2 separate regions of the Homo sapiens genome follow, and region 1 is linked to region 2. A link is an interaction called in ENCODE POLR2A ChIA-PET data of the cell type or tissue named here. Cell type or tissue: Panc1. All regions are shown on one strand. Region 1 overlaps FBXW11 (F-box and WD repeat domain containing 11). Region 2 overlaps FBXW11 (F-box and WD repeat domain containing 11).

Evidence for each region. ChIA-PET counts read pairs that join two places held together with the same protein. Peaks named below come from ENCODE experiments on the same cell type or tissue, not always from the same donor. Only the 100,000 strongest peaks of a DNase experiment are listed, where the experiment ranks them.
Region 1: POLR2A ChIA-PET joins it to region 2 with 6 read pairs; 5 of 35 experiments call an interaction of 5 or more read pairs at or near these places.

What each region holds. Positions count from the first base shown.
Region 1 is chr5:171,982,885-171,986,884 of GRCh38, forward strand. The region is part of intron 1 of FBXW11 (F-box and WD repeat domain containing 11); the gene reads right to left. Among named protein-coding and RNA genes, the nearest start is that of FBXW11, 22 kb to the right of the region's middle. RefSeq lists an enhancer at 299-1,071. In Panc1, no CTCF peak of the experiment used is centred here; a DNase peak (open chromatin) is centred at 2,277; H3K27ac peaks cover 1,149 bases.
Region 2 is chr5:171,902,986-171,906,985 of GRCh38, forward strand. All of the region lies in intron 4 of FBXW11 (F-box and WD repeat domain containing 11), which reads right to left. Among named protein-coding and RNA genes, the nearest start is that of FBXW11, 100 kb to the right of the region's middle. In Panc1, no CTCF peak of the experiment used is centred here; no DNase peak of the experiment used is centred here.

The DNA of each region.
Region 1 (4,000 bases), 80 kb after region 2:
GCATGCCGATGTCATGAAGCTTCCATAAAAACCTAAGATGTGAGCAGTGGCTCATTCCTGTAATCCCACCACTTTGGGAGGCCAAGGCAGGTGGATCAGTTGAGCCCAGGAGTTTGAGACCAGCCTGGGAAACATGGAACACCTGGTCTATACAAAAAAATGAAAAATTAACCGAGTGCACACCTGTGATCCAAGCTACTCAGGAGACTGAGGCAGGATTGCTTAAGCCCGAAAGGTCAAGGCTGTGGTGAGCTGTTTGTGCCGCTACACTCCAGCCTAGGCAACAGAGCAAGACCGTCTCAAAAACAAAACAAAACAAAAAAACCAAGAGGACAGGGTTCTAGACAGATGAACAGGTGGAGGTTCCTGGAGGGTGGCACACTCACAGAGGGCATGGAAGCTCTGCCCCATACCTCACCCTACACATCTCTTCATCTATATCCTTTGTAATAATATCCTTTATGATAAACTGGTAAATGTTACCTGTTTCCCTGAATTCTGTGAGCCTTTCCAGCAAATTAATTGAACCCACAGTATGGGTAGCGGGAACCCCAACTTGAAGCAAGTTGGTCAGAAGGACAAAAGCCCAGGCTTGCCACTGGTATGTGGGGTAGGGGGGCAATCTCGGGGACCAAGCCCTCAATCTGTGGGATCGGACACTATCTCTAGGTAGATTGTGTCGGAATTGAATTGGGGAACACACAGCTGGTGCCCGCTGCAGAACTGATTGCTCACTAGTGGTGGAGAGAAACCCACTCCCACACATTTGGTCACAGAAGCCTTCTTCTGTGTTCATGACTGCTGTTGTACTGGTTTGAGAGCAGAGGAAAAACATGGTTTGAGAGTTTTTCCCAAAACAAGCAGTATCTATTAAAGCTAAATATATGCCTACCCCCATTACCCAGTAATTCTGTTGGGTTCTCATACCCAAGAGAAACAAGTGCTCATGTCTACCTTAGAATTGCTGTCCACAGTAGCAGACAAAAATTAGAAGCAACTCACGTATTCATCAATAACAGCCAAGTACTCAGCAACCCAAGCATTTCATCAACCAAGTAAAACAAACAAACTGAATATTTACAATGGAATAATGCATAGAAAAAAAAAAACTACAGCCACACATAATAAAACGGATGAATTTTACAGACATAATAATAATGAGTGGGGGAACAAAACCACAAGAGTATATACTCTATAATCCTATTTACATAAATTTCAAAAACAGACATAACTAGCCTACAGTGAAAGAGGTCAGAAAAGGCCTTTAAGAAGAGAGTTCATTGACTGGATGAGCTACAGGCAAGAGGAAGCCTTGAAATGCTCTGGAAAAGGTCTATAATTTGATCTAGGTAGTGGTTACACGATGTGCTGTGCACACATGTAAAAATTCATTGAGCTGTACACTTAAAACATGTATTCTTTAATGTAAGTTATACACAATAAAACATACCTATACAAATGCTCTTTTAACCAATCTCTGTTTATCCTCCAAAGCCGGAAGCTTATTACACAGTAGCCAGGCATGGCTTGTCAGTCAATCTCACTTCTAGTCTACCCATTTACATGTACTTCATGTCTATCTCCCTCAGCATGTGTGGGCTGGAGGTAATACTAAATATCCAGAATAATGGCACCGGTAATGGAACTAGATAAAGTCATGCTCCAATCAGGGAGAATTTCTGACAAAATAGTTATAAACAGTCTAGATGATCATAATATGGTATAATTTTAAGTGTGGGGGAAAGGACCTTATGAATTCACTATCCTTTTAACTTCTAGTAGCGATTGTAGGAAAATTAAATACATGCAGCAAGCTCCTTAAAAATAAGTATATAGCTTTCCAATCTTGTTTAAAAATTTAGCTCCATAATTATAAGGAAAATTATAGAAAAAAAGAATCGCACTATAAATATTTACTTTATGCACAATTTTCAAAAATAAAGGCAGGTCGAAGTTACATTTTTTGCAGAAGCATGTTATTTGCATATTATAAAACTAAGCTTTACGGTGACGACATGCCTAAAACTATTACTACTGCCTTCCAAAATTAACCAACAGGTTATAAAAACAAGCAGTTAACTTTCAGACACTGATTTATGAAGGCAAAGCTTTTCAGAAACAGGACTCTCTTAATAGTCTGATTTACATTCATATCAATACAAACACACATATACGCACAGCTATCAACACAGTCATCCACTCTACATCTAAAATGTCTCATTTCCTCCTCTTCATACCATCTGTTACTATCTCATCTTTCCTTCCCTGGGACATTCCAACAGTAAATGAATCAGTCCCCCTGCTCCAATTTGCCCTGCTCTAAAGCATCCTCTAATCTGACAACTGGAGTGATCTTTGTAAACCACAGATCTTGCTCTAATGTTCACAGTCACCTCCCTTCTCAACCACATCCACCACCCTCATACCTCCTCCAATCTAGGCAGGGATCACACGCTCAAAAACTTACATGTGGCTCACACCTGTAACCCCAACAGCTCAGGAGGCCTGGGCAGGAAGATTGCTTGAGGCCAGGAGTTTGAGACCAGCCTGGGCAACAGTGAGACCCAGTATCTAAAAAAAATTATAAAAATAGACCAGATGCAGTGGCTCACACCTATAATCCTAACACTTCAGGAGGTTGAGAGATAAGGATCATTTGAAGCCAGTTCAAGACCAGCCTGTGCAACACAGCAAGACTTCGTCTCTACAAAAAAAAAATTAAAAAATTAAAAAATTAGCTGGGCATGGTGGCATGCTGCTGTAGTCCCAGCTACTTGGAGGCTGAGGTGGGAGGATGGCTTGAGCCCAGGAATTAGAGGCTGCAGTAAGCTATGACTGCACCTCTGCACCACTTCAGTCTGGGGAACAGAGCAAGAAGACCCTGTACCGAAAAATAAAATATGATTTTAAAACTTAGCCAGACATGGTGGCATGCACCAGCAGTCCCAACTACTTGGGAGGCTAAGGCAGGAAAATAGCTTACGTCCAGGAGGTCAAGGCTGCAATGAGCCATGATCACACCACTGTACTCCAGCCTGGGTGGCAGAACAAGATTCTGACCCAAAAAAATAAAAATTAAAAATGTATATGACCAATTAGATAAAGTGAAATTGGTCTCATAGGAGTTACGTACAGGAAAGTACAAGCTCTGACTCAAAAGGACAGCTACTACTGAGCTCCAATTTTCAAACAAAACCACAAATTAGTGTTTTCATATGAAATGTCCCAATTTTTAAAATCTGGCCAGGAGCGGTGGCTCACATCTATAATACCAGCACTTTGGGAGGCCAAGGCAGGTGGATCACTTGAGGCCAGGAGTTTGAGACCAGCCTGGCCAACATGGTGAAACCCCATCTCTACTAAAAATACAAAAATTAGCCGGGCATGGTGGTATGCACCTGTAGTTGCAGCTACTCAGAAGGCTGAGGCCTAAGAATCACTTGAACCTGGGAGGTGGAGGTTGCAGTGAGATCACACCATTGTACTCCAGCCTGGGTGACAGAGTGAGACTCTGTCTCAAAAACAAATAATAAATAAATAAATAAAATCCGTGTGGACCAGGCCAGGTGTGGTGGCTCACCCCTGTAATCCCAACACTTTGGGAGGCCAAGGAGGATGGATCATCTGAGGTCAGGAGTTCAAGACCAGCCTGGCCAACATGGCAAAGCCCCATCTCTGCTAAAAATACAAAAATTAGCCAGGCATGGTGGTGTGCGCCTGTAGTCCCAGCTACTTAGGAGGCTGAGATAGGAGAATCGCTTGAACCTAGGAAGTAAGGGTTGCAGTGAGCCGAGATGGCGCCACCGCACTCCAGCCTGGGCAACAGAGTGAGACTCCGTCTCAAAAAAAAAAGAAAAAAAAAATCCGTGTGGACCACATAAAATATGTTTGTGAAGCTCTACCTATCCACAGGTTATTAGCTTGCATCTTATGACATAAAGCAGGGATCCCCAACCCCAGGCTGTGGACTGGTATCAGTCTGTGACCTATTAAGAACTGG
Region 2 (4,000 bases):
CCCTTCATCCTTTATAATCTGGCTCCAAATAGTTAATTATTTTGTTTTCAACTCTTTCAATTTACTTCAACATTTTGGACAATTTAACATTATTTGGAGTTTGGTCTTCTTGGTACCATTCTCAAAGGTTTCACAGGGACTCACTCTATCACCCAAGTTGGAGTACAGTGGCACAATCATGGCTCACTGCCACCTCAAACTCCTGGGTTCAAGCAATCCTCCCACCTCAACCTCCCAAGTAACTAGGACTACAGGCACATGCCTCCACACCCAGCTAATTTTTTTTTATCATTTGTAGAGATGAGGTCTCACTATATTGCCCGGGGTGGTCTCCAACTCCTGGGCTCAAGCAATCCTCCTGCCTTGGTCTTGAAAGTGCTGGGATTACAGGCGTGAGCCACTGCGCCTGGCTGCCTTTCTTCCATCTTCTATGTTTACTTAAAATCAGGGAAATCCAAGGATAATCACGTGGGGTTCTGCTTGTGCCTCTCCATCACTAGGATTGACAAATTATTCATCAGAATTTCAAACTGCAGAATCCGTCAGCCTTCTTTTATCACATTTTTGTTCAGTCTCTAGCCGTGGACTAACAGACTTAGCTCTTTCAATCTTTCTAACGCTGGGGTACTTATCTATCTTCCTTTTCTGATTTCTACACTTAATATTAGAACATAGCTAATTACAGCATCTCACTCTGTTGCCCAGGCTGGAGTACAGTGACATGATCATGGCTCACTACAGCCTTGACCTTCCAGAATCAAGTGATCCTCCTGCCTCAGCCTCCCTAGTAGCTGAGACTACAAGTATGCACTACCATGCCAGGCTAATTTTTTTTAAAAAAAATTTTAGTAGAGACAGGATCTCACTATGTTGCCCAGGCTGAGAACATAGCCACTTTTAAAGTAATGTAAACTTCACATCATTAACCCAAATCCTCCTAACTGGTTATAAACACATCTCAAACTAATTCCTCTCTAGAACCCTCTGCTCTCTGAAAGGTGAAACAAATGGCAAGACAAGGATGCATTAGGGGCTGCATGGTGGCTCACACCTGTAATCCTAGAACTTTGGGAGGCCAAGATGGGCAGATCGCTTGAGTCCAGGAGTTTGAGACCAGCCTGGACAGCATGGCAAAACTCCATCTCTACTAAATATACAAAAATTAGCCATGGTGGCACACGCCTGTAATCCCAGCTACTTGGCAGGATGAGGCGCGCGAGAACCACTTGAACCTAGGAGGTGGCGGTTGCAGTAAGTGGAGATCATGCCACTGCACTCTAGCCTGGGTTACAGTGCAAGACTCTGTCTTTTTTTAAAAAAAATAAAAAATAAAAAGAATGCATTAGATACTCGCCTTTTCAAACCTCAAAGGCTGCAACATCCCCATCATCTGTGACGGGAAAGCAGCACCCAAACCTTCAACCTATCTGGGTGGTCTATAAGCCTGTGTGGTTGTATCTGACTCAACTCAGGGTTACTGATTTTCAAAACAACAGCAAAAAGAAAAGATCCCCCCAATCTTCTCCTGACCTACAAAATCAGAATCTCTAGACGGTAAGGCCCAGGAATCTGGGTGTGGTTTTTTTGTTGTTGTTGTTGTTTTTGGAAACAGATTCTCACTCTGTCGCCAGTATGGAGTGCAGTGGTGGGATCTCAGCTCACTGCAACCTCCACCTCCTGGGTTCAAGCGATTCTCCTGCCTCAGCCTCCCGAGTAGCTGGGACTACAGGCGCACACCACCATGCCCAGGTAATTTTTGTATTTTTAGTACAGATGGGGTTTCACCATGTTGGCCAGGATGGTCTTGATCTCTTGACCTCATGATCCACCCAACTCGGCCTCCCAAAGTGCTGGGATTACAGGTGTGAGCCACCGTGCCCAGCCAGGAATCTGTATTTTTAAGAAGTGCCACTAGATAATGCTGAAGTATTAGGAACTATTGGTTTATAGCAATGATATCCCTTTTAGTCCTCTTTGATTCCCCCATCAATTGCTCACAACTAGGCTATCATGAGTTTTTACAGAAATAAATCCCTTACTAATACTTATTTCTTCCTCTTTCAAATGCCATCAGTCCAATTAAGCAACATCTCAGTGATATCTATGAGATTTGACCTATTTCCTTTGTCTGATACTTTAAATGCATTTCCTCCTTCTATGAGGCAGCATGTTTTAGTCTTGTGAAAAACACACTGCCTGAAAGTCAGAAAAACTAGGTTGCATCTCAGTTCTGTCAACTGCTAGTTGTGTGACCTTAAGCAGATCAGTTTTCCTTTTAGGATCTCAGTCTTCCATAATATCAGAATGATATTAAATGTCTGAAATAAATTACATCATATAATCTTCACAATAACCTTCTGAGATAGGTACTCTACATACCCTCATTTTACATAGAGGGAACCTCCCAGTCTTGCTGCGAAAGTTTAAAAAACAGCATACGTAAAGAGCTAGGTAAATAAGAAGTTCACTCAAGAAATATCAGTCTTTGTTCTACTCTCCCCCAAATCCTCTCAGCAGATATCAATGGACAAGGCCGATACACAATATTCTTCTTGTTACCTTCTGCAGAAAAAATACTACGCATCTCCTCCAGCAAAAAGCTAACCCCCCCCCCTTTATTTTCTTGGTATAAGTCTCATGGCCCCTTAAATGTTTTGAGAAGAACAGGAATCACACAATCTCTATTCAGGTACCTTAGAGTGGCCACCCTCAGGAGCCATGCAGAGCATGTAACTTTCTGGTTTCAAGCCTATTCAGGACAAAGAGGTTACTGAATAAGGTGGTCCATTTGCCTGGGCTAAAAAGTGCTTTGAGGTGTTAAAACTAAGCATTTTCTGAAGTACCTATGTCTGGCTCTCATTACTCTATCATGCTGAGACTCCCCCATCTCTCACCACCACCCCCTCTTCCTAAGGCAACAAGAGGACACATTACAGCCTCAGAAAATTGAGGCCATAATACTTCGCACACAGTGCTGAAGACATGCTGCTGTTGTTAATTACAGGAACCAGATGAAAGTCTGGAAAAACTTCAATAATAAATTAAAACAATTAAAAGGCACAAATTTCAAAGCTCAATATGTAAATAACACTGTATCAAAACTCAAATGTCAATTAAATGCCCTTGACTACAACCAGTTTTAACACAGCTGCTTAGATCATACAATTACAGAAACTTTTATTATTTTAGAAATGCATTTCAAAGAGCAGCTGCAAAGAAACTTCCTTTCCCACCCACCCGTGTTATCCCTTCCCCCTCCCTAGTCACAAATCTAGTTGTAAAATCTGAAGTTCTAAACGTTTTAAAAGAAAACAATGCAATTGCTAACAGCAACAGTCCCTCAACGGATGCCTTTCACTTGGAAAACACCAACCTAAGGTTTCAGACAGAAATGAAGTGAAAAGAAGCTCAGGTCACAAAGTCTAACATCTTTTTTCCATAAAACACCCAGGAAACAAAACAACAAAGTGACAGACACCTATATGATGTCAGAATGAATCAATTCGGGAATCAGTGGGTGAATAATTAAAATTTCCTACCAATAAATCTTACTACCTCTGGAGAAGCAGGTGTTTCCTGCCTCTCTGGGCTTTTTCTTAAGCTGCCATCCTCAGAGTACCCAATAGATGCCAGGCATATTATAACATATTATCATTAATCCTCACACAATACCCATAAAGTATTACTATTATTCCCACACAGAGGAGGAAACTGAGGCTCCAGAAAGTGGGACCACACAGCTGTAAAGTGTAAGGGCTAGGATTCAAACCAAGGGCCTGTGTGACTCCAGCACCCATGCTTTTTCCTGTCACGCTGCTCTGGCCGTGTACCCATCCTAAAGCCTTATCTACGCTCTGTTTCTTCCACATCTCCTGGGACTTTTAATCTAATCTCTGTCACATTTATGGTCCATAATGGCTTATCATCCTTTCTTGGGGATAAGACAATTGAATAAACCAGGGCCAGACAGCCAAGTGTTTCAAAACTCTTAATTGCTTAG